3 separate regions of the Homo sapiens genome follow, and all the other regions are linked to region 3. Evidence: chromatin loops called from intact Hi-C (ENCODE). Cell type or tissue: PC-3. All regions are shown on one strand. Each heading gives the region's core, and the rest is flanking DNA. Links, peaks and the distances in the headings are about the cores only.

Region 1 (10,737 bases), core at 2,970-7,969, 84 kb before region 3:
CTGCCAAAGGCTTTATTGAGAAACTATCTTACGTAGGATAATAAAAAGTTATCTTTCTTTTGGATTCCCTAAGCATCAATCTTTGGTTTTCACAAAGGCCCAAGATTACTGTGCACTCATTTGAGTTTTAACCTTTATGTTAGCTATACTCTACCCAAATGATTTACTCATTTTCTTTATATGAATTCCTTTTAAATTTATTTAAAGAGAACTTTAAATCACTATTAAAAATGTAAAACAAATGTGTTTGCCAGAAATAGAAGACACAAAGAGAAGTAACTATTAAAAGATGGGAATATGTGTAGTTCCTAAGAAGCTCTCTGGCACTACCAACTGTGCCTCCCTGGAGGGTGGGGGCCCTCCTATGCAGGACTGGGAAGTCAGGAAGCTCCTTGAGTGTAGGGGAGTGGTCTCCGGGAGTTTCTGAGGATCAAATCCAGGCTTCGATGTCATTTATTTTTCTCTTTTCAAACATGAGAGAAACTTGGCATTGTGGCAGAGACGCAACCCAGGGAAGATGAAGGAATATACCCACTGCCATCAGAAATGTGTAGCTGCAGCCTAGGATACCTTATCCAATGGAGCAAATTTGGGCAAAATGCTGGTAGAATAAAACAAAACAAAATGTGTCTTTTCTGTGAGATGAGAACAAATTATCTCCCACTCCTTTTAGCATTACTGAGATTTAAGTGCCCTTGTTCTGAAACTTCAGATTTTCAGGAAGCAAAATTTGACAACTCAAATGTTTCACCACATGAATAAATCAAACAATCTGATATTAAAACATTTTATGTTGTCAATATTTTTCTATTTTTTTATGAAAAAAAAGTCAAGAAACCCCAAGAGATAACAGCTGGTACTCAAAGCATTTCTACATCTTTTAGATTGTAAATTTTAGGAAAGCAGGTACTTACTCTAATTGTACATTCCCACACCCCCCCACCACCAAACAGGCCCCAGTACAGTATTTTATGCAATGTGTGTTAGAATATTCTGAACATATTCATCTCTTTACCAGACATCCAACTCCGGTTTGATCATGGTTCATCTTAAAAAGAAATGACTTCCACAAACAGCAATTTGTTATGAATGGTACGGACCATATGTTGGACAATGTAAAAGACCTCCAGAAGTTAATTGAGCTCTATTAATAGTTTGTGCATTATTACCACATTTGTTCAATGTTCCTGTGGAAGAATTTTATTTTCACTCAATCCCACTTTGGGTAGAATATAACTGTTTTCTTATAATTTGTGAATTTTGAGAAAACTTCTTTCCATGAATAATGACGAATTGTTAAACTTTAGCAAACTTTATAAAACACTTACACCCACTCAATTGTACAGCCATTTTATTAACTCCAAACACCCATTCAAGCAACTGAGTAGGCATTCCTGCAATACAGAATTGAACATTCAAAACCAAGGGCACATGGACAATTCATATAATTTTGATAATCTGAAGGCACAGTCACATAATTATAGGTAGAGACAATTCCATGAAAAGGCCATTATAAGTCTTTGATACAGAAGGGAATGAACACTGATTGAATACCTATGCACTTATAACTTGGTATCATTCAATGCTCACAATAACCCTACAAAGTTGGGAGGAAACTGAAGACCACAGAGGTTAAGTAATTTATCCAGGACCACCCAGTTTGTAAATGACAGAGCTGGGATTTGAAATCAGGCCTGTGTGACTTCAAAGACTGTATTATTTTCTCTATACCACTTTGCCTTTATGGTTAATGGAAATGTTCTAAATAATCACTTGGAACTTTTGGATACTGGCGACTCCATTTCATTAGTATACGGGGACCGCTGAAAGCTGTGGCTTTATAGGATAGGGAGAGTCATAGCATATCAGGTCTCATTATGCCAAACAAAATCAGGATTGACTCTAGTAAATAGTAGGGAGCCCACAAAGCTGTTGTAGAGTGAGTTTCGGAAGGACATTTCTAAGATACGAGTGCCAAATGTTTTAAAGTTCACTGAAGCATAACTGCAAGGAACGTGTCCTATGATGGGCAGCCTCAGCTGTTGCCAGTCTGACAGTTTAAGCCAAGGCACTACACAGTGTGTCTGAAGATCAGTGTCATAAATGGCAACAAATTCTCTGAAAAGTGCTAAAGATGGCAATCGCAGGGCAGAATTCACCTGTGCCCAATACAGACTGAACCACTGTTTGCAAAATAGCCTTTCTATATACACATGCAAAACCCTAATTACTCAAACATCACTAATTTGTTTTAGGTGACAGGACAATCTGTTTTGTTATGTATTTAACATTTTGCTACTTCATTAAATCAACACTAAGCTGCTTTTGTGTTTCTGGTGGCACTGGAAATATAAAGGTATGAAAATGAATGTCATTGTCCACAAGAAGTTTGAAATATTAGGGAGGTAGGGGAAAGACTGGCACACTAATATAAATCAATGTGAGGCCACTACTCTAGAGCTTGTATTTTTCTTGTTTTCCACACATGCACACACACACACATACATTCAAAATAAACAAGGCTAAGAATGTTTTCCAAGGTAGAAGTTCTACTGGATGTGAACTATCCTAAAGAAAAATTTAGTTTATCAATTGACTACACATTAGGATAGTTGGTAAATCTAAGACACATTAGCATACAAATGTTAGATTACCTAACATTTCTTCACATATATATTTTCCTTATAATTCTATATAGACATCATATTTTCTTCACTGATAAGGCAGAGGTAAATCTCATACTAGCAAATTGAGCACACATTCAAAATCAGTGAAGGAGGCAGGAGGGGAATCAGTGGGAGAAACATATAGTTAGTATGTAGGAGTTTTTTTGTATTTAATTTAGTATTTCAGTATAATAAATTAAATATCAAATCAAATATAATAGTAATTACTTTCATTAGACATTTATATTTACCCTACATATCCAAACCCCAAACATCTGGAGGCAAAAAAAATTCTCTCTCATGAATATACTTACTATAATCTTTATTTCCTTCTGCTATATCAGGTGCTCAAGTTTCTGGGATTCTGTTTGCTAGAGATAGACCCATGGAGATATGCTGCCCCCACGGTGTGCCCTTTAACTGGCTGGGGAACTTCAACCATCACCTTTTTGGGCAGTTTCTGTACTAATAACATACAGAAATAGTCTCCTACGCTACAATGCTAATACACTGCAGGAGGTAGAATATATCGTTCAAAATATGGAACTGTTTTTTGTCTTTTGTCTAATCCCAGAGTGGCATATAATATGAGCACAAAGCTTAACATTAATTATGAATTTTTATTGACTAAATTAAGGTCTCCCTCTCAACCATATTGCTCAGCAGTTCTAAATTCCAAGCCATACCTTATGTTCAATTGTGTTTAGGCCTTCAATATTAAATAAAATAACATGCTATTTTAATATGTATGAGAGAAATACTTATGGCACGAGACCACTGTTATTCATATTAAAAAGTCCTTTTGCTCCAGTTGGTTAACAAGCTACAAATATTACTAACCACTTCTACTGATTATTGCCTTAGCAAAAGCAGAATTAGAAGCGTGGCATCTACTTTATTTTAGATTAAACATTTTTTGATTATTGACAAACACATAACTTTTTACTGATTCTAGACTTAAAATAAATATATGATGCTCTATAAATGTACATGTTATAGAAATGGTAAGTAATAAAGTAACAGGCTAACAGTTTCTTAAGAGCCTTTAGCAAGGGGTAATCTTTGATAACTGTGATAGATACCATTTTTAGGTTGAAATGTGGGAAAAGGCCGACAACTTGTCCTGTTGGTAAATCTAAGAAAATAGTTCTTCAAAAATCAGCCAATCCATAAGGGATTACAGAATACTAAACTTGTATTCAGTAACACTAAGAGACCAAGTAAAACATTTTAATCCCTGTTAAATACTATATTTCAATTTCTAAAGTGTAAGAGTGATTTAAATTGTTCATTTTAGAAAGGTAAAGGCTAAAATTCCTTCTAAATTTTTAATTACTAACTTTCCCATTTATCAATGCATATAATAAAGATTGAACTTTTAAAGGTCAAATTGGTACATCTATTGTTCAATGGCTTTTTCATTCTCAATGTAGTCTTTACGAGGTAGTTCAAAATAACTGTAGCTCTCAAAAGTTATCACAATAATCAACCGGTATTTCTCCAATGCATATATTACATACTCAATTACATACTCATTTCAGTAATTTCACAATTGTTTTCATTTTTTGATTATTTTCAGCTTATTATTTCTTATGTATTGCAGCTTCTGGGAGGAAAGTTACATAAAGCATCTGGAAGTAACTGGAAGGTATACCCAAATAAATAAATAAATGAGTTTCTTTCTTTTTTTTTTTAATGGAATATATTTCCTAGAGACAAAAATCTTTAGCAGAGAAGGTAACATTAAGTTTGGCACTTAAACATTTTGAAGTAACATAGTTGAGAAATACTATGTTAAAAGTTATTTATTTTCTAAAATGTACAAGTGACTGACTCATTTTTATTATCACTCATGCACTGTAACAGTCTGGAGAGCAGCAGGTTGCTTGAAGATGCAACAAATATTCTTTCAACACTTCAATAAACACAATGTAAACATTCACTTTAATAATGTTTCCTTTGTTAATGCAAAACCGAGTGCATTTTTTCCTTCCCTCTGGCTGAGCTATGACTAGCTGAGTAGCAACAGCAGAGTGCTGAAAGAATTTTTCAACAGCAATTTGCTTGTTCTAATTTACTTTTCAAGGTTGATGATCAGAATCATTATGTTGCTTGCAAAAAGATCTATTTCTATTAATTTGATCCAGTCATTCCTCTTCTTCTCATCATATTTAGTTTCCCTGGCAGCTTCACCAAGTAAGTTAATTGAATCAGAAGTGCCATTACCACTCCAGTTCTGGTTTCATATAAAAAATGCACTCCTATGTCCTTTAGAAACAAATCTGCTACACCTGTTGAGAAACTATGGGTGTACTGAAATGAACAACTCACGTATTTCCACAGGATGGTGATGGAACCTTTGCCTTTTGCTCTTCAAATGCTCTTTCTAGTTTAGTAGGCCCATGTCTGCAACGGGCAGTACCAAAGTATTATCTGTTGAGTACTCACTTTTTTAAAAAATAAGAAATTCTAAGAAGGTCTGTTTTTTGAGCTAGAACACAATCATCATCAACAAGATCAAGAAAGAGAAATCTTGTGTAATTTTCAAATTATTTTCTTTCATGTAATTTTACATGATGCATGTTGAAAAAGCAAGGCTTACTCCAAATGTGTAATATTCTAGAAACATAATGGGAAACAAGCTATTCCCTACATCTGCAATAACTTTCAAAATAGCTATTTTCCCAATCTCCTTTCTGTGAGGGAATGTGTGTTACTATAGTTCCAACATTTAAAGAGCCCCAGCTAAGTAGTCTGGAAGTTCAATGGTATCACATTCTTCACACTAAACACACCTATAAAACCAGTGGAGAAAAGAAACTCCAACTTCAACCACTGGCAAATTAATAAGAGTTAATATAAATAAATTAGCTCACACTTTCTTTGAAATTGGGTGTAAGCAGGCTATGTGTATGAAAGAGAAAAATCACAGGGTTTTAAAATAGATATAGTCACTAATTATCTCTTTATAACCTGCAGAGGGCACCCAAGTCCTTTGAAGGAAAAAGTAAAAATTTAAGAGGAATAACTAATTTTTAAATTTTTCATAACAAAATTTATAAACATAAAATATCATTTAAAGAGGCCATTTAAAGGAAACATGTAGTTTTGACTTTAAATGTTCAACAGATTAGAAGTGCAAAATTTCACATCCTACTGGAAAAAAAATTCAGCAGGTGGTTTTTAGTGTGGAGCATTTGTCCATCTGTAAATGCTTGTGCATCATACATTAACATGACACTGATGTCAATTAGGCAGATTAGCTAGGGCATTAGAGAAATCAACCAGACCTTGCAGTATCCTGCTTATAAGGCAAGAAGCTAGTGATACAGATACAGCCTTGTATTGTTCCAGGCTATACACAAACACTAATGTTATATCCATGAAACAGCTGGTGCGGACAGTTGGAGGCTAGTTGGAAAGCCTTCAGGTCATAAGAGTTTTAATCACTTTGTTTCAATCACAAAGGAACTCATGAGTTCCTTTGCAATTTTCAGTTTAATGAATCATTTCATTACTATTAACTAATACTGTGTTTGGAGGAAAGATATTTGAATATTTGCCCTTAAAATATTCTTCATCTTACATGATACTGACATGTTTCACAGGGAAACCCACCAAGTCAGACACACTAGTGTTGTACACATTTACGTAAATTCATATACTTGTATATATATGTTGTGTGTATATATATATATATTCTGTGATGGTGAATTTCAAAATATATCCTGTTTTATTGATTAAATATGACTGCACGGAGTGTAATGATTAAAAACACTAGTTTCTTAGCAACATAGCCATGGGAACCTGCCCTCTATCTTTATAGAATGCCGTTATCTTGTATTTTTCCTGATCCGCAATTCTGCTGTGGTTTAGGAACTTGCTATCAAAATATATTTTGAAACTAGTTATTAAATTGAAACTAGAGGAGGCTGGCTTGGCACAAACGTAAGTTAGGTATGCACTTCTTTGAGTCATTGTTTCAATTTATAAATTAGATCACAAAAAGTCTGAGCCAAAAAAAGTATAATAATCTAAATACATCCCTTGTATTGCAAAATGCTACTAGAACAGTAATTACTAAGCATTAAAATGCTGTATATAACTAAATCATTAATCAAAATCTAATCTTTAAAAACATATTTTGTAACAAATCACTATACTTTTTTTTTAAAGGTCTTAAAATATACTGGAGGAATAAATCCCGATTTGACATCTTACAAGATAAAGACTGACATTGCTATTGAAACAGTTTTAAACAGCAAATTGAGAAACCTACCATGAAACATTACCTTTTCTTTCTCAAAATACTGTGCAAAATTCCATATAATATTTCAAAATTTAAAATTATGGAAGAAGAGGTACTCAGATAACTGAGAAAAAGGCAGGCAGAAAAAATTTAATTACTCGGCTATTTTGGTAATGCTGTCACTTTTTTTTTTTAAAAAAGCATTCTGAAAATGAATGCAATTATTCTTATAATGGAAACACAAGAAGCTCCTTTGCCTCAAGAAAAGAAATAGTTAACAAAGCTTCGAAATCATTAGTCTTAAGGTGGATAACTGTGTACTGCAACACATTTTCCTCAACTGGATTTCTTTACCACACAGTATGACATTTTCTAATGGTGGTGGTGGTGGTAGGGGGAAAGGTGAGAAGAAACCATGCAGCTTAATAAAACAGAAGCATTTTCTCAGTCTAAGTTGTAGCCACTGCTTTGATTTTTGGTTATGTCAAGGCCAGTTAAGTATACCCTAGTGCATGAAACAAAACTAGAAGCAATACTTAGAATGTAGTCTTTGTTTCTTCTTTCTTCAAAGCCTATGTTTCCTAATATCATTGTTAGGCGAAGCAAAAAGAAATGTTTGTTCTATTACGTAAGAAATAAACTTCATTTGGTATTCAATTGACTTTCTAACTTAGCAGACAGGACTTTACATCTTCAAATACTGAAAATAAATTGCATTCTTGGCCCTTGCTTTAAAAGGTTATAGAGAATAAACGCACACCCTGGTAGTGTTCTAGTGATCTCCCTAATCTCAGTTGCACTTTGTCAGAACGAGGTAACTGGTAGTTAAGTGAAATACCCTAGATCAAAGGGGGATTAATCACCAACTGAATCCTTGCTGAATAAACCTGTCATTCAAGAAAATTATTTCCACTGAACTTAGCAGAGGATTGAAGGTATTTGCATAACAGGGACCAACGTACTTCAGCCAGGTTAAAAGGTTCAGAATTCATCCCATGTTTAGCTTTTTGCCTCCTTTTCCTTTCAGCAGCCTGGTACAATGGTTTCTAATCTGATAATACAGCTAACTATCTAAATGATGTCAGAACAGGAAAGTATTGCAAAGTTTGGATGAGGGATGGATCAATTTCACTTTCAGTAACTCCTAAATCTGATTTGTTGGAATTTAAGATGTAATCCTAAAAAAGTCCCTTAAACCTGAGGACTGTTTATTAACACCCCTTTTTTTGACCTTTGTCTTAGGAACAACCACTCTGTTGTGGCAGCAGTCCCTACAGAAGGCCTGGATGATAATTCCACCTACCTAGCTCCCAGGGGTAGTGTAGGAGTCTATCAATGTCTACGAAGTATTTTGAAATACTACAACAAAAACCAGAAAAAAAAATTGGCAATTGTTACCAAGTATAAATGTCTGCCTTGAAAGATCTTAAATCATACAATGTATAAAAACACCATAATTTTAACCTAGTAGAAATACTGAATTGGTGTGAAAAAAATGAAAACGATTTTATGGGACAGACTAATGTTTAATAAAAAAAATTTTTTAAACAAATAATTGTCATCAGAATTCCTGACAAGACTGCTTCAAACTTGACATTTGAATCAATTACTTAAAAAGTTAAAAAAAAATTGCCACCACCGTAAGGGTATTGCCTAAGTACTATATTGCTGGCTCTAAAAAGTTTTTAAAATATTGTTTAGTAAAAAATGGAGAAAAGAAGCGTTTACAAAATCATGAACGATCTTTTCTGGAGTTCATTCTAAAAAATTAACACTTTTTTTTTTAACCTTTCGAGTTTATTGAAGAATAATTACCTATGTGATAGACATCAGATTTCATAATCATATTTTGGCACTAAAAGGGAATTTAGCAATTTTGCATCTAGAGAAGGTCTGACACTATCCAAATCTTTCACTGGAAGTAGTTGCTCATATTCACTGCAAACGCAAAGCATCTTTCAAGTTAAAAAATGCAAAGAATAGTTATCAAAGAAAATGAATAAAATCCATAGTGAGATAATTTTTTAGAAAATGATTGAAGTTTTAACCCAAGAAAGGACTCTTAGAGTGTCTTATAGCTTAGAATAAGAACATGTCAATCACGATTAAGCTTCTGGAATCGGAATCCCTTTGAAATGCAGCTGTTTCTTCTTTAATTGTGGCAACGGACTCTGAAGAAAGGAAAGGTCCAGCCTTAAAGATGAGTAAGGAATACAAAATAGCTCAGGATTAGTTGTGGAGTTCAAAGGTCGCTAATTACACTAAGGAGTTCCCAGACACAGGGAAAACATTAAACAGGTCACCTACCAAACGGGAAACAGACTTTGTCTTCAGAAATTATCCTGAAGTGACAGGTTTCTAGACAAAATCAAAAGCATCACAGTGTGCCCAGCTGATCTCAATGGGATGAAAACCTAAGTTGGTTCAGTTCTGTAGCACTATGTTAGAATGGAATGGCAACAGATGGCATCAGGTTCCCCAACACCTCATCACTTTTCCAGGACACCCTAGATTTTCCTCCGGTTTCTAGAAATGTCAAATAGAAGATTCACTGATTTTTCTAACTGCTTATAAACTTTTGCCTAGGGGATTATTATATTAAATCTTTGCCTACTCACTAGATAAATGCCTCTTGCTTACCTTAGTGTATTTGGTAAACATTTATACAATCAAGATTCCAAATGGCTCCATTACCATTAACTTATCAACATAAGTGAAATGTTAAGCTTTGAGTTTAAGAGAGATCAAATAACTTATAGGGAATGATATTTTCTTCTTTCAAAAGGAAAGTTTTCACTGCTGATTATCTATGATTAAGCTAGAATAACAAGTTAAAATCCTGGTCAGGCAGTTATTCTTTTTTTCTTTGTTACTTGGGATAATTTTGAACATAGAACCTTATGCCATGATAATGCTTTGCAGAAAATGAGTTTATGAGTAGGACTGACCTTAATTAAAAAATCATATTTCAAATCCTAAATTTATATGCCCTATACCTTTAAACTATCATGCTTTCTTCTGAGGAGTTAGCAGCTTTTCTAAGCTTTTCCTTAGAACACTCATTAAAAAACAGAACCCAAGATATAATCAAATTGAGTATTAATCTTTAATGCATTTTTTTTTCTCATTTGTAAAAAGACATGAATGAAGTTTTGAGGTTCGTGAGATTTCATCTTTTCTTGAATGGTCACTTAAAGTCCAACTTGACAATGAACTGCTCTGAAAACATAATATGATATATAATTGCAGAAGCAGGTAGAGTATAAAGATGATGACTAGATGGTTTCTGAAGAAATCAAGAGAATGGTAAGAAAGTGAGAGTGACAGCTTTAAGGAGATATATACTACATGTGACTAAAATAAGCTTAAATGATACTCTCTACTCACAGAGTGCCTTTTGAATTTTTACCAGAATTCATTCATTAATTTTAACTTAATAAGACACAGCAAGAGCAGTATTAGGTCTAAATTACCTTTAAAAATTTGGCTGCAGACATTAAATGATTACAAAACACTATGATCATCTTCTGAAGGTATTCTACACATCTTAATATGGCTACTGACATCCTAAGCAAAATGTCAAAGTGGCAGATTAACAAGCTTACTTAAAAACTAACTCTAGAACAGAGATTACACACCTTAAGTAGAATTATGCAGATTATTTATTAGTCAATAGGATAGTTCTGATTAAGAAGAACAGCTTACTATTTAAACACTTTTCCTTTGTCTCTGTTGGCTGTTTTTTGAAGAGATGTAGTTGTCTCTAACATGGTCTCTGGTATTCTGTAACAACACCTTATACTAGGAGCTTAGTACTTAGAT
Region 2 (10,737 bases), core at 2,516-7,515, 170 kb before region 3:
AGTTTCACCATGTTGGCCAGGCTGGTCTCGAACTCCTGAGCTCAAGCAATACACCTGCCTTGGCCTCCCAAAGTGCTGGGATTACAGGCATGAGCCACCGCGCCCGGCCCCAGATGCATTTTTTATTATTAAAATGAACACTTTGAGGCAATGCGTTCAATAACAATACAACAGTCTACATACACACGGTTGACTGAATTATTTTGGCTTTAGCTCACTACATCGTGCATCACATGTTTTGGTGAAGGGACATTTTCCATCATTATGGGGACTGATTCTGTGAAGCCAGTCCAGGAAAGGAAAATGATTTTGTAATGCCTGAATATTGCATTAAAACACAAGTTATGTGAAACAAAATGTTTATTTCATTATTTTGTCTCTGAGTGAGAAAATATAGAAACAAAGACTTTTAAAAACTAGGCTCAGAAAGGACAAACATGATATGCTAAGAATAGGATAGTGCTTACTATTAGGAATGTAGATCTCCATTCCTAATATATTTTGATGTGTTCCTCATTTTAATGTGTTTACAAAACTGTCAACCCAAAAATGCAACCATAGTAAGGAAGTGGAAAGGATAAAGTGACCAAGATATTTGTCATGTTATATTTATGCACAGTAATGGAAGTTTCTATGTAATGTACAAACACACAGCTGCTTCTCAGAGTTCCCATAGGAGAAACCTTTGAAATTCAGGGAGTGCCTAATGGTTCCTTTGATCTTCCTTAGTCTTTTTGCACTTCAGGGAGCTTTGAAGGAGGGCAGTTCTGCTTATCACTGGACCTATTGTTAAGCAAAGAAAAAGCCACTTCCTAGATCTATTGAGATAGGTGGTAAAGGTGAGGGACATTCCCTGACCAGCTGTCTGAACTACTGCTTATGGCCTATTTCAAGAGTTAATTCTATGGTCCAGCCCAAGTTAGCCTCTCCCCTCATTCACTTCAAGTAACTGCAATTGGTTAACTGCCTCTAGGCTATTCTTTAGTCTTAAAACATTTTTTGAAACTGCTGCCTACATATCAAGGAATTCATCTTATTATTTTTTTTTTATATAACTCTTGGTATTTTAACAAAAGTATTACATGCTCATACAGAGAAACACTGAAAAGTGTAAAAAAGAAAAGTATTTTACACAAGATGACCCTCAGAAATAATTACAATACACACTTTTATGTACTTCCAATCTTTTTATTATGTAAATAGATGTACATTTCTTTTTATATAGGAGAGATCAGCTTTTTCTGCACATGTAATTTGTGTACTTTTAAAAACCTTAATATTATACAAATGTTTTCTGGTGTCTGTAAAGATTTTTTATGAACATTTAATGAATATCCCCTATTGTTAGATGAAGAGGCCTTTTTTTTCAGGATTAAAAACAATCCATCAATGTATCACGATGTTTATTTTTTCCCACAGGGACTTGAAAAACTAATTTCAGAAATCCTTAAAGTCTATACACACATATGCAATTAGTAGCCCCCCCTTATCTGCAGGGGGTGTGTTCCAAAGTCCCCAGGGGATGCCTGAAACCATGGATAGTGTGCTATATATACTCTTTTTGCAATCTGACAACCTAGCTGGCTACTGAGTGACTAACAGACATGTAGCACAAACAGCACGGATATGCTGGACAAAGGGATGATTCACATCCTGAGTGGGACAGAGTGGGATGGTGTAAGATATCATCATGTGACTCAGAACAGTGTGCATCCTAAAATTTATGAACTGCTTATTTCTGGAATTTTGCATTTAATATTTTCACATTGTGATTGACTGAAACCATGGAAAGTGAAACCGTGGATAGAGGGGGACTACTATGTATCCATGAACAAGGAACAGGATTTAGGACTTCAGTGCTGAATGAAGTACTCACAGTATCCCCAAGACTACCACCATCCCACAATGTATATCATCTTTAGTTTGGTATGCACTTGCATCAATTAGAGTACCTCTTCAAAGAAAGAAAGTTTTTGAGAAGTTAAATATGGTCAGATTAACTCACTTAATCACCCACTTATTCATTCATTCAATGAACAATAGCTGCTCGCCTGCTAGGCAGTATAGGTACCATGAGGAACAGGACAGACTTGGCACTTGCCATCACAGATCCTAGTCACAATGAGGAGAAGGACAATTAAACCAGAGATTTAAGTAACATTCAGAAAGGGCTATGATAGAGAAAGTAGTGACTACAATGGATGCACATGGCAAGGGCAGCTAAGGTTTCCCAATGAAGGCAATATTTAATCTGAGACATGTAGGGTAAGCAGAAGTTAGCTAGACAAACAAGACAGGGGAGGTCATTCCAAGCTGGAATATCAGAAATGAAGCCTGGGAAGATCAGAATGCCTGTAAGATGAGAGAGCTGAAACCAGATCACAAAGGGCCTTGTCAGCCACCCCAAGGGGGTTAAATTTTATCCCAAGGTACCCTTGGAATCTGTTGAAGATTTGCTCTTTGAAAAGATCATTCTTGCTGCAGTCTGGAAAAGGGATTGCTGTTGGCAGTGGGGATGAGAGATAAGGGAAAGAAGGATTGTTGCAAAATTGCAGGCAGTAAGTAAAACCAATTCTTCAGCTGTAAGCTGAGGTCCTACAAGATGGCTTAAGTTCTGTAATCATCCTTCTTTTTGTTCAGCCTCGCATCACATTTAGCTTCTGACCCTTTTCAACCAACCTAGCATGCATTAAGTACTTAATAAATGGTTGCTTTGTTTGCTCTTTTACTTGTTTGGTGAAGGAATCCATCACCTAACTCTATTTTGCTCTTTGTCCAAAAAAAAAGTATTAAGAGGGAAAGTATCAGGAAGGAAAGGACCTTCCCCATTCTTTTAGCGGGGTAGGGGCACCCCACTTATCTACAGCCATTCAATTGGATGCTGTATCTGAGCTAATTGCTGAAGCTTCCTTGCCTTCCCTTTCCTTTCCCTTTTCTCCTTCCTTCCTTTCTTTCCTTCTTCCTCTTTCTCTTTCTTTCTTCTTTCTCCTTCCTTCCTTCCTTCCTTCCTTCCTTCCTTCCTTCCTTCCTTCCTTCCTTCCTTCCTTTCTTTCTTTCTCTCTCTCTCTCTTTCTTTCTTTCTTTATTTCGAAATGGTCTCACTGTGTCACCCAGTCACGCTGACTAGAGTGCAGTGGCACAATCATGACTCACTGCAGCCTCAATCTCCAAGGCTCAAGTGATCCTTCCACCTTAGCCTTTCAAGTAGCTAGGACCACAGGTGTGCACCACCATGCTGAGCTAATTTTGTAATTTTTTGTAGAAACAGGGTCTCACTACATTGCCCAGGCTGGTCTTGAACTCCTCATCCTCCTGACTCGGACTCCCAAAGTGCTGGGATTATAGGCGTGAGCCCTGGCTAGGCCCAGCCTGAAGCTTTGGTTTTCTTTAGAGAAGTTTTCTGAGCTTGTACAGCCCACAGAATTCCTGATCTGTATAAAGAGGAGCAGTACCTCAATTCTGCCAATATAAGAACATGGGAATTTCATCTATTATAATAGTAATACATGTTCAACATAAAAACATGGAAAATGTAGACAAGTGAAAAATGAAGAAAAACCCAACATAATACCACAACCAAAGGACAACCACTAGTAATATTTTGAAACATTACATTTTAGTCTTTGTGTGTAGTTTCAGGAGGATTACTTTTAGATTACTACGATACACACACACACATACACATATACCTACACATTTATATCCTGATTTTTCTAAACTTAACATCATAGCACTTTAAAAGTTTGTGTTATTTTAAATATTACCTTAAAATTCTATTCATTGCAAAAGATTTCACTGTATGATTGCATTCCAATCTAATCTAACACAGGACCATGCTTAGGTTATGGTGAAGGAATTCATCGCCTAGCTCTATTTTGTTCTTCCTCCAAATAATAAAGTGTCAGAAGGGAAAGCAGCACTATAATGTTTATTTAATGTTTGCACTATAAATAATGCTATGATGAGCAGTTTAGGCATAAAATTATTTGAATGCTTAGGATTATGCTCTTAAGATAACTCCTAGAAGTGCCGGGTGTGGTGGCTCATGCCTTGTAATCCCAGCACTTTGGGAGGCTGAGGCGGGCGGATCATGAGATCAAGAGATCAAGACCATCCTGGCCAACATGGTGAAACCACGTCTCTACTAAAAATTAAAAAATTCACTGGGCATGGTGGCGTGCACCTGTAGTCCCAGCTGCTTGGGAGGTTGAGGCAGGAGAATTGCTTGAACCTGGGAGGTGGAGGTTGCAATGAGTGGAGATCACACCACTGCATTCTAGCCTGGCAACAGAGCGAGACTTTGTCTCAATAATAATAATAATAATAATAATAATAATAATAATAAAAATTCCTAGAAGCAAACCTGGTTTTTTTTTTTTTGAGACAGGGTCTTGTCTCTTATCCAGGCTGGAGTACAGTGGTGTGATCTTGGCTCACTGCAGCCTCTGCGTCCAGGGTTCAAGCGATTCTCCTGACTCTGCCTCCTGAGTAGCTGGGATTACAGGCACGTGCTACCACACCCGGCTAATTTTTGTATTTTTAGTAGAGACGAGGTTTCGCCATGTTGGCCAGGCTGGTCTCGAACTGCTGGCTTCATGTGATCCACATGCCTTGGTCTCCCAAAGTGGCGGGATTACAGGCGTGAGCTACCATGCCCGGCCCCTAATTATTTTTTAAGGTTCTTAATATATACTGCTGATTTAATTTACAAAGAGAGTGTACCAAATTTACATTTCCACTAACAACATATGAGAATACTTGTTTTAGTTAGGCAATATTTAAAAGAAAAATGCTAATTTAATACACAAGGAAAAAATTTCAAAACAATAAAGAATGTTATTGTGTTTTTATATACCTATAGTAATTAAATAAGCAAAGGAAGAAATAGACCGCAAAGATATTAAGCTAGACCTATACTAATAGACTAATTGGCTGTATCATTAATGTAGGAAGTTAGTATCAGGGCTTTAGAATTCCTTGACATTATTCTAAATTTTTCTTTATGTATTTACTTCTGTTTGACTCTGCTTTTTCTTACCCTTAGGCCGTAGTATTTTATAAGTTAGTTCATATATTTAAAAAGGTACACTATATACCACAAACCATAACACTAATATTAACTTCTGATCTGTGTGGTTTGGAATAAAAGGCTTTGAAATTCATTTAGTAATGAGTTAATTTTAGATGGAAAAGTTAAAAGCTAATATTAAATCAATAAAAAATAATGACTTAACTAGAGAAAACACAAGAGGGCAATCTTGCACAGCAATAAAATATGTTTGCATAAGATAAAAAATTTCAACATTTTTAATCAACTGTGATATTTTCAACAAAAGAAATGTAAGGTCTTGTCAGTAAGTATTATCTTTTTATTAATAGTTATATTAATAGTTGCAAGAAAATTTAGTGTCAAGGAAATCTAGTGTTGACATTCACACAATGAATATTGCCATGTAGTTGAGTTGTGTGTGTGTGGTTTGTTTGTTTGTTTTTTAATCCTGGAAAGTGAATCTATTCTCCATTGAGAAATGGCATCCATTATATATATATATGGCCTGATTTTAATTTGTGGAAAAACAAGGAAATAGGTGACACAATTTTTTTTTCTCCAGGATTTACTATACATATTTTTCAAAATGGAAGTAGTTTCATTTTTTTTCTGATTAGGAATGCATAATCCATTAAATATCAATGAAAGAGAATTTTTTATTTTATTTTAGTTTATTTTGAGACAGAGTCTTGCTCTGTTGCCCAGGCTGGAGTGCAGTGGCATGATCTCAGCTCACTGCAACCTCCACCTCCCAGGTTCAAGTGATTCTCCTGTCTCAGCCTTCCAAGTAGCTGGGATTACAAGCACACATGCCACCACGCCTGGCTAATTTTTTTATTTTTAGTAGAGACGAGGTTTCACCATGTTGACCAGGCTGGTCTCGAACTCCTAACCTCAGGTGATCCACCTGCCTTGGCCTCCCAAAGTGCTGGGATTACAGGCTTGAGCCACCGTGCCCGGCCAAGAATATTTTTTTAAAAAATAAACAGTAACTTGCTAAAGGAAGAGCATGGTGTAATTATAATATTAGGGGGAATATTTATGATGTTTTACATGCTTTAATTTCCTGACACTTTAATAGAATTGTAATTTCAGTCAGCTCAGGATGTCCTAAAAATTACAGGCACAAAAAAATAGTAGGTTTAAGGCAACTGCAAGCATCTTTGTATGTGCAAAATCACATATATCTCGATATAACAGAGATAGTATCTGTGTAGTCTTTCTTACCATCTCTCATTGCTCTCTTGCAACTCAAACGAATTTGGAGTTTCTGTGCCAAACAGCATAGGAAATAAAAAGGGAAGGTAATAGAAATAGGCTTTTTTCTGAGCATGCTGGTGAAAGTGAGCCTTAAGAATTCTGTGATCAAGTACCTGGTACTTAGAAAAGCAATATGGAATAGTAGTTAACTGCATGGAGTTTGAATCCCTAATTTCTGCCACATACTAACTATATGACTTTGGAAAATTTCTTAACCTCTCTGTGCCTGATTTTCCTTATCTGTATAATGCAATTATAATGGTACCCATCTCATAAGGTTTGTTGTGAGACATATAAATGCTTAGAGCAGGCGTCTGGTACAAGGTAAACTTTTTGTAAATATTTGCTGTTATGCAAGACAGCCTAAGAAAATTTCTAAAGGAAATAAGAACCCAGATATCAGAATATGAAATATAGGTGTGGGAACCATGTGGGACATGCAAAAGAGCATTAGCTAGAGCTACAAGAAGAAAAGTTCAGATTATAGCCATCCTTTTCCAAGCTACACTTGGCCAGAGGTTTTCCACAGTCCCTCAAGAAAAGAAATTTAAGATTACCAACAGCAACTTATCGAATGCTGCGAGAATTTTGCTCATGTTAACTGTGTAGAAAACCATACCTGCTTCTTCCTCCACTATTAAAAAAAAAGTCATTCTAAAGTACTTTTGTTTAATTCTCATAAAACTCTTCATTAAAGAGCTCTGAAGGTCCAGTACTGTTATTGACAGCATCTGAACTGATGGGTCTTATTTGAACAGTGGAGTTAGGATATGGGTTTTCTGGGAGGCCAAATGAGAGAAGCAGCACCTTAATAGAGGGAGTTGCTTAGCAAAGCTTATTTCTGCTATATGGAATATGGCTGGCACTGGAAAATAGCTCAGTCAGGTCACTTTCATGTTCACAAAACAGTCTTTCTTTGAGGAAGAAAAGTCCTGAAACTGGAAATCCAGGACATATGAGTTCTATTCCTCCAGCTGCCATTGCTACTTTCTGAGAACAAGCAAAGTATTCTGTTTTTTGTTTGGATTCTCTGTTTTTTCTTTGGGTAAATTTCTCATCCCTATTATCATCGTTTCTAAGTTGGTTGAAAAATCTGAGTGAAAAGGTAAATTAGTCATTAAAAAAACTATTAACTATGTTGTACTTTTTTTTTCTTTTCTTTTCTTTTTTTGAGACGGCGTCTCACTCTGTTTCCCAGGCTGGAGTGCAGTGACACTATCTCGGCTCACTGCAACCTCTGCCTCCTGGGTTCAAGCATTCTCGTGCCTTAGCCTCCTGAGTAACTGGGATTACAGGTGTGTGCCTCTATGCCTGGCTAACTTTTTGTATTTTTAGTAGAGATTGGTTTTCACCATGTTGGCCAGGCTGGTGTCGAACTCCTGACCTCAGGTGATTCACCTGCCTCGGCCTCCCAAAATGCTGGGATTATCGGCGTGAGCCACTGAGCCCTGCCAACTATGTTGTACTTTTGTTTTGCATTATTCTATCTATATTTTAGTTTCCACTTTAGATAAAATGGTTAAAATCTTGAAATATCTTGCTAGGAAGGAATCATTATAGTAAATGAAGTGCTTGTGCACATTTCCACAGAGATCATTTTGGAATATCAATGAAAATTTCTTTCATATCTTTGTATCTTCCTATCTTGAGCAATCCTGAGTTCTGCTGGAGTTTGAGAGAAGCCCAACGTGCTGGAAAGTCTACCAGGAAAGGCTGCTTGATTGACTTTACTATAACACAATTTTATTTTGGTGGATTACCTAGAGTTGACAGCTTTAACTTTCCAGGTATTGGCACGTAATTTCAAGGTTGTGATCTGAATGTATTAGAGCAACCAAACTTACAAGAGACTCATGTTTATATGTAGCAGGCACTATGCAAAAGACAACCATTATCCCTATCCTCATTGAGCGAAACATTAAACAAATAATTGTACAGCTAATTATTACGTTAAACTCTGAACAAAAAAGTTCTGGGAGCTAGGAGGAAATGATGAGGCATGACCATCAAGCAGATTATTGGAAAGACTTGTTTAAAAAGTTTATAATTTGGCCTTTTTGTCTGTTTAGTTAAATATGCATTATCATGCTGTAATCATTTTCTGTGTCTGTCTCCAAAATGCATGTGTCTGTTCCAGTGACTTATAATTTACAGTCTGCATATCAAGGTTCTCTAACTTCAAATTGCATCTTCCACTTCAACTTTTTCTACACTTTTATACAAGCCACTTCCAAATCTCGACACATTCTTTCTTTAAATATACTAATAATACCTATTAAGTTATATATAAATTCAGTGTTCTTTCAGCCTAGGAGAGTTCTGTCTTTCACTAGGCGTTAACGTCATTAGTCAAAGCCTCTGAATTTGTGGGTTCCTTAGTGCCCTCCTACAAACACTCCTGGCAAAAACACAATAAACCACTAGGAAGTTAATGTATGCGCTCATCAAAGTCCTGTAACTTGAGAATGAAGTAGCAGGAAACAGCTACCCAGCAGTGTTATAAACATTTATAGGCCATAATCCCAGTGCTTTGGGAGGCCAAGGCAGGAGGATCTCTTGAGCTTTGGAGTTCAAGACACCCTGGGAAACATAGGGGGTCTTTACAAAAAATTTAAAAATTAGTTGGGTGTGATGGTGCACACTTGTGGTCTCAGCTACATGGGAGGCTGAGGCCAAAGGATTGACCTTGAACCTGGAAGTTCCAGGTTGCAGTAAGCTACGATCCCACCACTGCATTCTAGCCTGGGTGACAGAGTGAAACCCTGTCTCTCGAAATAAATAAATAGATATATAAATAAAAATAAAAATGTATAGCAGCATTAGTTATAATAGCCAAAAGGTAGAAACAACCCAGATGTCCATCAGCAGACAAATGGATAAACAAAATGTGGTATATATGTACAACGGAATATTATTCCGAGTTAAAAGGAATGAAGTACTTAAAAATGCTACATGAACCAACCTTGCAGACGTCATGCTAAGTGAAATCAGCCAGACACAGGAGGACAAATATTGTATGATTTCACTGACATGAGGTACTTAGAATAATCAAATTCATAGAGACAGAAGGTAGAATAGTGATTACCAGGGGCTGAGGGGAGAAGGGAATGGAAAGTTATTATTTACGGGTACAGAGTTTCTCTTTGGAATAATGGGAAAGATTGGGAAATGAATAATTGTAATGGTTGCACAACGTTGTATAGGTACTTAATGCCACTGAATCCTACACTTAAAAATGGTGAAAATGGTACATTTTATGTTATGTGTATCTTATGAAAATAAAAAATACACACACACACAGACTCAGTGAAAAGTTGGGGAAAAATACTATAAGCCATCTAGATGCCTTACGCCTTGTGGATTATAAATGTGTATCAGTATTGTTTCTGTTATAAAGCTAAAACCTTTAAAAAAATTCCTTTCTTAACTTTTTATTTCCACACTCAATCTTTTTACCTCTTCCAGCTACCTTATAGTTGTTTTACTGTCATCCACAATATTTTCTGCATGTAAGGAATACAGTATTATCATTATTATCATTGTTATTAATTTTTTATTGCTGTTGTTGTTCTGGTATCCCATTTATATTGAGGGTTTGATGTATCCAGTATTAGCCTGTAAAAACATGAATAAAAGGAGAGTATGGGAGGATAGTGCTGCTCACCGTACAATAACTTTATATGATTCTATTGAGCTTTTGTCCTCAGTATATCAGGACACTATCAGATGCAACTGCAGCTTTTCATCTAGTTTTGTGCCCCTTAGAGATGACATGGACTCAGATGAACCTCAAGAAGTTGCCTGGAATAGGATGAGCTCCACAAACTATCTGCATGATTAAAGATGGCCTGTCCAGTACAACAAAACCCTTTTAACAAGTTGTTAGAAACATATGTCAAACCTTTTTCTATTTCTAACACCTATTTGGCACTGTAGAAATAGTTAAATCACCACAAAACATGCTTACTATGCTACATGCTGGGAGTGGGGGAGGCCTGTTTTGATTTATAAGAAAAAAACCAATTCATGAGTTTCAGCATTAGCTAAATCTCTTAAAGAGTTTGCTTTATGATTTTAAAAGATCTTAAGAAAATACACTATTCTTGAAATAATGAAAATTACTTATAATACTTTTATTATTTAAAACTATGAAAAAAGGGGTGGGTGCGGAGCTCACGCCTGTAATCCCAGCACTTTGGGAGGCCAAGGTGGGAGGATCACTTGAGGACAGGAGTTTGAGACCAGTCTGGGCAACATAGTGAGACCTCGTCTTGACAAAAATAAATTTAAAAAATTATCCAGGCATGGTTGCATGAGTCTTTAGTCCCAGCTACTTGGGAGACTGAAGTGGGAGGATCACTTGAGCCTGGAGATCAAGGCTGCAGTGAGCCTCAATTGCACCACTGCACTCCAGCCTGGATGACAGA
Region 3 (10,098 bases), core at 5,099-10,098:
AAATATTTATCTTAATTCCACCATATTGCTACATTTGATTTTATTTTTACATATTGCCTTCATCCTTATTAGAGTGTTGTTTTTATTGGATCCTGAAGTTTTTTACTTTGGACTATCTTGGCATTTAACATGCCTTCCTCACTAAGCTTAATCATTTCTAGCTTTTGATTTAAAGTGAGAAATATGTGACGTTTTTCAGTTGAACACTTAGAGGCCATTGTAGGATTATTGATTGTCCTAATTGCAATGTTACTGTGTTTCAAGGAATAGGGAGGCCCACGGAGAGGCAGAGAGACAGGGAAACAGCCATTATCTGGAGTAGTCAGAACACACACTACATTTGTCAATTAGGTTCACTGTCTTATATGGGTATGGTACCCCAAAACAATTAAAATAGTAACATCAAAGATCACTGATCACAGATCACCATAACAGATTTAGCAGTAATGAAAAAGTTTGAAATATTGTAAGGATTACCAAAATGTGACACAGAAACACAAAGTGAACACATGCTGTTGGAAAAGTGGCACGGATAGACTTGCGTTGCCATAAGCCTGCAACTTGTAAAAAAACAAAACAAACCACAGTATCTGTGAAACACAGTCAAACAAAGCAGAATAAAACAAGGTATGCCTGGATATTCAGAAATGGGGTTGTTGGATCATATAGTAGCTCTGTTTTTAAGTTTTTGAGGAATTTCTGTACTTTTCCTTAATGGCTGTACCAATTTACATCCCCATCAACAGTGTACAAATGTCCTCTTTTACCTGCATTCTTGACAACGCTTGTTATCTATTGCCTTTTTGAAAAGAGCCATCCTAACGGGTGTGAAGTGATAACTGATTGCGTTTTCCTGATGACTAGTGATGTTGAGCACCTTTTCATATACCTGTTAGCCATCTGTATGTCTTCTTTCAAAAATTTTTATTCAGGTTCTTTGCCTTTAATCATTGGATCATTTATTTTTTTGCTATTGAGTTGTTTGAGTTCCTTATATGTTTGGAGTGTTAAACACCTCTGAGATGTATGGTTTACAAATATTTCCTTCCATTTCATAGGCTGTTGATGGTTTTCTTTGCTGTGCGGAAGCTCTTTAGTTTGATGCAGTCTCATTTGTCTTTGTTTCTGTTGCCTGTGCTTTTGAGGCCATATCCAAAAGGTCATTGCCAACATCAATGTCAAGAAACTTTTTTCTTACGTTTTCTTCTACTAGTTTTATAGTTGTGGGTCTTATATTAAATTTAATCCATTTTGAGTTGGGTTTTTTTGTGTAGAGTATAAGATAAGGGTGTCATTTCATTTTCCTGTGTGTAGATATCCAGTTTTCCAGAACCATTTATAGAGGAGACTATCCTTTCCCTATTGTGTGTTCTTGGCACCCTTGTTAAAGAGCAGTTGACCATAAATGGATGGATTTATTTCTGGGCTCTGTATCCTGTTCCATTGGGCTGTGTATCTGTTTTTATGCCAGTACCATACTGCATTAATTACTGTAGCTGTATGATATATTTTCTAACCAAGAAGTACGATGCTTCCAGTTTTGTTCTTTCTCAAAATTGCTGTGGCTATTCAGGATTTTTTCTGGTTCCATAAGAATTTTAGTGTTTTTTTTTTTTCTATTTCTGTGAAAAATGCCTTTGGAATTTTGATTGGGAATGCATTGAATTGCTTTGAGTAGTATGGACAGGTTAACAATATTCTTTCAAGCTCTAAACACGGGATATGTTTCCATTTACTTGTTTCTTTTGGCAATGTTCTATGGTTTTCAGTGTATAAGTCTTTTACTTCCTTGGTTAATTCCTAAATATTTTATTCTTTTTCATGCTATTGTAAATGGGATTTTTTTTCTTTCTTTTTTGGATAGTTTGCTGATAATGTATAAAAACAACTGATTTTTGTATGATGATTTTCTGTCTTGCAACTTTACTGAATTTGTTTATTAGTTCTATTTTTTGATGGAGTCTTTAGAGTTTTCTCTATCTAAGATCATATCATCTGCAAAGAGACAGTTTTACTTCTTTCTTTCCAATTTAGATGTCTTTTATTTCTTTTTCTTGCCTAACTGCTCTGGCTAGGACATCCACTACTGTGTTGAATAGAAGTAGTGAGAGTGGACATCCTTGTTCTTGTTCCTGATGTTAGAGGAAAAGCTTTGAGCTTTTCACTTTGAGCTTTTCACACTTTGATATTAGTTGTGGGCTTGTCATATATGATCTTTATTATCTTTAGGTATATTCCTTCAAACCTAATTTGTTTGTAAGTCTTTGTCATGAAAGAGTGTTGAATTTTACCAGAAGCGTTTTTTTTTTCACATCATCAGACAATTATGTGATTTTTATCCTTCATTCTGTTAATGTGGTCTGTCACATTTATAGATCTGCATATGCTGAACCATCCTTGAATCTCAGGGATAAACTCTGTTTGGTTATGGTGTATGATCCTTTCAGTGTGCTATTGAATTCAGTTTGCTATTTTTTTTTTTTACATCTTTATTCATCAGGGATATTGGCCTGTAATTTTCTTTCCTATATTGTCCTTCTCTGGCTTTGGTATCACTGTAATGCTGTCTTTGTAAAATGAGTTTGAAAGTGTAATCAGTTCTTCCATTGTTTGAAAAAGTTTGAGAACGATTGGTGTTAATTCTTCTTCTTCTTTTTTTTTTTTGAGACGGAGTCTCCCTCTGTTGCCCAGGCTGGAGTCCAGTGGCACGATCTTGGCTCACTGCAACCTCCACCTCCCTGGTTCAAGCAGCTCCCCTGCCTCACCCTCCCAAATAGCTGGAATTACAGGCACACACCACCACACCCTGCTAATTTTTTTGTATTTTTAGTAGAGACATGGTTTTACTGTGTTAGCCAGACTGGTCTTGAACTCCTGACCTCAGGCAGTCCACCCGCCTCAGCCTCCAAAAGTGCTGGGCTTACAGGTATGAGTCACTGCGCCCAGCCGATTCTTCTCTTCATGTTGGGTAGAATTCACTAGTAAGGCCATCTGGTCCTGGGATTTTTCTGACTTCAGCAGGACCTCTGTCTCTTAATCTCTTCATCTTATGCCAATCTATTATCCTTTTCCTAGCTTTATTTCTTTAGTTATTGTGCTTATATCACTTGGTCCATCTTTTGAATTACTTTCTTGAAATACCCTAAAGTACATTTCCTTCAATCACAACTGTCTTACAGACCCTAACCTCTGATAGATGCAGTCTCTTTTATTCCCATAACTGGTTGACTCCTCACTGTTGGAGAATATCACATAACATGTACGTTATTGGTACCACTGCAAATCTATGCTCTCATTTCTCAGTTGGATCTTTAGTACCGCTTATCCATCCTTCTGATTGTCCTTGTACTGTGAGACTCAGTGTTGCTCCTACCTGTTTTTCCCAACCTTGGCCATTCTTCATAAGTTCCCTATCTCCACCGGCAGCATTCTGTACACATTCAGCACCCCAATCCAAAAATCCGAAATAAAAATGCTTCAAAATTTGAAACTTGAAATTTTTTGAGTGCTGACATTACCCTACAAGTGGAAAATTTTACACCTGACCTCATGTGACAGGGCACAGTCAAAATACAGATGCACAGCACACGGTTTATTTGAGTATCCACAAGGGAAAAAAGACCCACCCAACCCTCTTCAGCTGTGATAAATATTTTCTGTGCATGTCCAAATCCCCCCCTACAACAAGCATGCCTACAAAGAATAATAAAATGGCATGTGTGTAGGCTGGACATGCCAATGGTAGGTGGCTCACAATGCCCCACGTGCAGCCAAGACCTGTGTGTGTGCTTTTTTTTCTCCTTATTCTGTGCTCTGTGGTATAAAGATGTTGTGGAATCTCAAAAAGGCCTACAGATACCCCTGAGGTTAACAGTGATAAGAACAAGAGGAAACTTTATGTTTATCTTTTTGTTTGTTTTTGTTTTTTGAGGTGGAGTCTCACTGTCTCCCAGGCTGGAGTGCATTGGTGTGATCTTGGCTCTCTTCAACCCATGCCTCCTGGGTTCAAGTGATTCTCCTGCCTCAGCCTCCCGAGTAGCTGGGACTACAGGTGCGCACCACCATGCCCAGCTAATTTTTTGTATGTTTAGTGGAGACAGGGTTTTGCCATGTTGGCCAGGCTGGTCTCAAACTCCTGGCCTCAAGTGATCCACCCACCTCAGCCTCCCAAAGTGCTGGGATTACAGGCGTGAACTACTGCACTCAGCCTGTTTATCTTTAAAAAAAAATTTTTTTTGTGGCCAGGCACAGTGGCTCAGTCTCGAACTGAGACCACCCTGGCCAACATGGTGAAACCCCATCTCTACTAAAAATACAAAAATTGGTCGGGCATGGTGGCAGGAGCCTGTAATCCCAGCTACTCGGGAGGCTGAGGCAGGGGAGTTGCTTGAACCTGGCAGTCAGAGGTTGCAGTGAGCCAAGATCACGCCACTGCACTCCAGACTGGGTAACAGGAGCAGAACTGTGTCTCAAAAAAATAAATAAATATATAAAAATAAAAAAAAATTTGTTTAGAGATATGATCTTGCTCTGTCACCCAGGCTGGTGTGCAGTGGCGCAATCATAGTTCACTGCAACTTTGAACTCCTGGGTTCACACAGTCCTCCCACCTCAGCTTCTTGAGTAGCTAGGACCACAGCTGCACACCACCATACCCAGCCATTTTTTTTTTATATGTAGAGATAGGGTCTCATTATGTTGCCCAGGCTGTTCTTGAATTCCTGGGCTCAAGTGATCCTCCACTTCAGCCTCACAAAGTGCTGGGATTACAGGTGTGAGTCACCATGCCTAGCAGCACTTACGTTTATCAAAGCTGCTGGACAAACAGGATGGCGGTGTAAGTGTGAAATGTCTTACAGAAGAGTATGGTATTGGAATGACCACCATATATTACCTGAAGAAACAGAAGGAGAAACTCTGTGCTGAAAGTGATGAACAGAAGTTAATGAAAAATATAAAAACACTGCATAAAGTTAAAAGTGAAGGTCTTGATTATGTATCGAAAGAGTGGATCTATCAGCATTGCAATGAATACATTGCTACTTAATGGTATGGTGATCATGAAACAAGCAAAGATCTATCATGATGAATTGAAAATGGAAGGGAATCGTGGCTGTTCAATGGGCCGTTTGCCAAAAGTTAAGAACAGACACAGCGTTATGTTTTTAAAGGTTTGTTGTGATAAAGCATCTGCTGGTCATGAAGCAGCAGAGAAATTCCTTAATGAGTTTGCCAGGGTTGTTGCTGATGAAAATCTGGTGTGAGAATAAGTCTATAATGTTGATGAAACACCACTATGTTGGCATTACTGCCCCAAGAAGACACTGACAATACAGGTGATAAGATGGCTCCTACAGAAATTGAGGATGCCAAGGACAGAGTAACTGTGCTAGAGTGTGCTAATGCAGCAGGCATGTATAAGTGTAAGCTTGCTGTAATAGGCTAAAGCTTGCATCTTCATTGTTTCAAAGGAGGGAATTTCTTGTTGGGTCCACCGTTATGCTAACAAAAAGGCATGGATAACCAGGGATGTCTTTTCTGATTGGTTTTACAAACATTTTGTACTAGTGGCTTACACATACTGCAGGGAAGCTGGACTGGATAACAACTACAAGATTTTGTTATTCCTTGACAACTGTTCGTGTCATACTCTTTCCCAATGTGACTTTATTCAGTCTTCTGACCAAGGTTTCTTTAGATCAATGAAGAGTAAATATAGAAACACTTTCTTGGGTGGGCATGGTGGCTCAGGCCTATAATCCCAACACTTTGGGAGGCTGAGGCAGGAGGATCACTTGAGCCCGGGAGTTTGGGACCAGCCTGAGGCAACATAGTGAGACCCTGTCTCTACACACAAAAAATTTAAGAATTAGACAGGTGTTCTGGCATGTGCCTGTAGTCCCAGCTACTCAGGAGGCTGAGGTAGGTGGATCACTTGAGCCTGGTAGGTCCAGGCTGCAGTGAGCAATCATCACACTGCATTCCAGCCTGGTGATGGAGTGAGACCCTGTCTCAGAACACTTTTTTTTTGGAGACAGAGTCTTGCCCCAGGCTGGAGTGCAGTGATGCCATCTCAGCTCACTGCAACTTCATCTTCCCGGGTCAAGCAATTCTTCTGCCTCAGCCTCCTGAGTAGCTGGGACTACTGGCACCCACCACCATGGCTGGCTAATTTTTGTATTTTTAGTAGAGACGGGGTTTCACCATGTTGGCCAGTCTGGTCTCGAACTCCTGCCCTCAAGTGATCCTCCCACCTCGGCCTCTTAGAACACTTTCTTGAACAGCATACTAGCAACGGTGAACAGAGGCAGGAGTATGGAAGGTTTTCAAAATGAGCTGAGCATGAAAGATGCTGTATATGCTGTTGCCAGTGCTTGGAACACAGTAACTAAAGACAGTTATGCATGCCTGGCACAACCTCTGGCCTTCAACTATGTTCAGTGAAGAGGATGAACAAGGTGGTGACTTTGAAGATTTCCATATTTCAAGTGAGAAAAAAGTGACGTCTGACTTCTTACATATACAAAAAATAATACATTTAGAGTCCATCAGTAAGTTGGATGAAGTGAATATCAAAAGAATTTTTTAACATCAGTGAGACTCCAGTTGCTCATTCATGGACTGGTAGTGAAATAGCCAAAATGGTTCCAAATCAAGGTGATTGTGATAATAGTGACAAGGTGACGTTGCTAACACTGCAGAAAAAATGCCTATAGATTACATGGTGAAAATGTGCAATGGACTTATTAAAGGTACAGCAGTGTACATTCATAACAGAACAATAAGTCATATCAGTTTACAAAATCAAACAGAGACTTCTAAGACAAAAACCATTATTAATGAGGCAGATAATTCCAGAGGAAACTTTTAAGAAGCCATCCAGCAGAATATCTCCTCATCCAAAGAGGTCCTGCTTTCTGGTCTCTCAATTGCTTCTGTTGTTTCTTGTCACCTAAAAAAATAAAATATAGGATAGAGTAACCTTTTCATGAAAGCACAGCATGGTAGGTGGAGACTGAAAACCTGCTACATTGTTGTTGTTTAACAGGCAAACAGGTATTGTGGTTATGTTACTGTGCTGTTTGGTTACCTTAAATATCTTATTTTTTCTCTGTATGAATGACATGTCATCTTTTTTACTGTTAAGTACTTATGTGTGAGTGAGTATAAGAAAATGATTGCTTATTGGTAGCATATAAATTCAGAGTCAGGAGTGATGGTAATGCCAGACAGCCACGGATTGTCCACATGGGTGTCTGAGATAGTGACATCTTTGCTTTCTGATGGCTCAATGAACATAAACGTTTCATGTACAAAACTATTAAAATATTTTATAAAATTACCGTCAGTCTACATGTATAAGATATATATGAAACATAGATGAATTTTGTGTTTAGAATGGGTCCCGTCCCCAAGATATCTTATTATGTATGTACAAATATTCCAAAATCTGAAAAATTTCAAAATCCAAAACACTTCTGGTCCCAAGAATTTTGAGAAAGGGATACTCAACTTGTATATGGTTTTGCCTTTGAAAATCCTTAGTTGTTAAGGAATTAAATTAATGACAGACTTCTGAGATCTTTGAATCTTGAAGTATTGCACAAAGAATTTTTGCCCTCTGTTTTGAGCAGACAGATAATAAAACCAAGAGCTCTTTCATATTAAGACCTAGAGCTGACTTTTTCTAATATCTAAAGTTTACCAATAGTAAAAGAGTTTCATGGTGATAGGAAATTAAATAACTGATTTAATTTAGCATAAATAATATAATTAAACATAAACATAGAGTAAGTTAGATGGGTTAAAGAATGTTGTATTCTCAATTCTCTAGGACATTAAATTGTATGATTGGACAGATGAAGCATATTTTGGCTGCAGAACAGAAGAAAACAGATTTTAAGCCAGAAGATGAAAACAATGTTTTGATTCAATATACTAATGTGAGTAAAATCATTCAGTTTGTTAATACTTTGTTAACATTTTCATTGGTGTATCCTACTGTGCCCTAGATTTTTTTCTTTTATACTTAAAGATTAATGAGAAACTGTATTTCCTCTTTAGCTAAGCTGGTATACATTCCTGTGTAATGAGTGTAGAAAAACTTTTATAGGCCTGTGTAAAAGTCTGTGCTTACGTAAGAAAACAAGTGGAGAAGATTAAAAATTCCATGGATGGGAAGAATGTGGATACAGTTTTGATGGAACTTGGAGTACGTTTTCATCGACTTATCTATGAGCATCTTCAACAATATTCCTACAGTTGTATGGGTGGCATGTTGGCCATTTGTGATGTAGCCGAATATAGGAAGTGTGCCAAAGACTTCAAGGTATGTGTACACAAAAACATCAAACTTGCAAATAGGCCCAGGAGCATAAGTCAGATTATTAAAAATCACTATTTACTTATAATTAGTGAAAGGTTTATAACTTTTGTTGATATTGTATGAGATAGATTATCACATTCTACCTGAAACAGTGTTGTTCCAATTATTATTTTTTTTTATTTTAAATTTTAAATTTTTATTTATTTTTTTTCCAAAGAGTTTCATGATGTTGCCCAGGCTGGTCTCTTACTCCTGGGCTCAAGTGATCTGCTGCCTCAGCTTCCCAAAGTGCTGGGTTTACAGGAATGAGCCACCACATCTGGCCCATATATTTAATATTAAACCCATTTTTGCTTTATGGTGTATTTTCAGTTCCACAGTCTTTGACTTATTGACATCCATGACTAATGTTATATATGTCACACATTAGGAAAAAAATGTTGTCTTCATTTATGTCCCCCTGAATATTTCTGTAACATTTAAATTATGAAAAATGCTGTATGTTAATAACTAGTTTTAGTCCTCTGAAGTATATATGATTGTTACTATTGAAGAGAATTGACACATGAATCTTTTTGAAATATTATAGCAAGTTTATTTAACTACTGAAATCTTTAAGTTTTAATGCATTGTGATCTTTAAAAAATTCTAATATGTTGAACTTCACCCACACTAGTAAGTCCCACCTGACAGTATGTAAAAAGTTACAAGCTAATTGTAAAACTGGAAATTGTTTTGTTTCAATGTTACTTTTTTTCTTCTCTCAATTCAGATTCCAATGGTATTACATCTTTTTGATACTCTGCATGCTCTTTGCAATCTTCTGGTAGTTGCCCCAGATAATTTAAAGCAAGTCTGCTCAGGAGAACAACTTGCTAATCTGGACAAGAATATACTTCACTCCTTCGTACAACTTCGTGCTGATTATAGATCTGCCCGCCTTGCTCGACACTTCAGCTGAGATTGAATTTACAAAGGAATTCAGTGTCAGTTCCTTTACAGAGGAATGTCTTATACTTCAGCAGCCCTCGGTTGATAGAAAGCACAGGAGATACCTTATGACACAGCCAACATTTTGTGAAACAATGACTGGAACAAAACAGCAGCCATACTTACCTTTGAGGTTTTATTTAAAGTTTGGATACCACTAGCTATATTTTGCTTTTTTCCCCTCACATTGAATTTTAATTCCATTCTTGAATGTAGAAATTTCAGATTCTCTAAAACTACATGTCACTGTTTTTATCCTAGAAAATGTTGCTGTCAGAAGGCAAAGGAAATGTTACCAGTGTTTTCGGTTCTTGTACTTTTAACATATTCCATTTAGAAATTTTGCCATTCTGTTTTCCATTAATAATAGGTGAAATACAGGAAAACTACATTTGTTATTCCTCAGTTTTTAATGACCTTTTCAGCATCAATTGTTAATCAGATTATTTTAGGTTTTCGTAAATAATTTTTTTGCCTCTTTCAAAAGGTTAACAATTAAGCATACTTTCTGCAGTTGGTTGATTGGATTTTTTTCTGAGGTACAGCATTAATACTAGTCCAAAAAATGTCATAAACTGAACTAAAATGATGAACTATTTTATGTAGACATTAGGAGTGGATCGGAATACTTCTGCTTTCTGGGTAAAACTTAAAAGTTTACTATTTCTTATTTGGTAAATAGATTTTAAGCCAATTCTAGTAAGAAATTAATAAAACTACCTTATTTTGTATTTCACTTAAGGTGGAGGACCTTAACTAAAGGACCATATTTATTCATTATT

Evidence for each region. Hi-C counts contacts between places; a loop is a spot of excess contacts. Peaks named below come from ENCODE experiments on the same cell type or tissue, not always from the same donor. Only the 100,000 strongest peaks of a DNase experiment are listed, where the experiment ranks them.
Region 1: it touches region 3 in a loop (5-fold over the local background); 15 of 110 quality-filtered maps call a loop at or near these places.
Region 2: it touches region 3 in a loop (3-fold over the local background); 6 of 110 quality-filtered maps call a loop at or near these places.

The regions. Positions count from the first base shown.
Region 1 is chr14:57,289,340-57,300,076 of GRCh38, reverse strand. AP5M1 (adaptor related protein complex 5 subunit mu 1) reads right to left here. Exons shown (of 8, transcript NM_018229.4): 8 at 1,335-10,737. Among named protein-coding and RNA genes, the nearest start is that of AP5M1, 26 kb to the right of the region's middle. In PC-3, for the core only: CTCF peaks have their summits at 5,441 and 5,642 (motif pointing right); no DNase peak of the experiment used is centred there.
Region 2 is chr14:57,373,375-57,384,111 of GRCh38, reverse strand. No RefSeq gene overlaps it. Among named protein-coding and RNA genes, the nearest start is that of NAA30, 12 kb to the left of the region's middle. RefSeq lists an enhancer at 304-1,138. In PC-3, for the core only: CTCF peaks have their summits at 5,056 and 5,257 (motif pointing right); a DNase peak (open chromatin) is centred at 3,151; H3K27ac peaks cover 467 bases.
Region 3 is chr14:57,207,798-57,217,895 of GRCh38, reverse strand. It overlaps EXOC5 (exocyst complex component 5), which reads left to right. Exons shown (of 18, transcript NM_006544.4): 16 at 7,835-7,943; 17 at 8,114-8,329; 18 at 9,099-10,098. The coding sequence ends at 9,287. Among named protein-coding and RNA genes, the nearest start is that of EXOC5, 56 kb to the left of the region's middle. In PC-3, for the core only: no CTCF peak of the experiment used is centred there; a DNase peak (open chromatin) is centred at 8,105.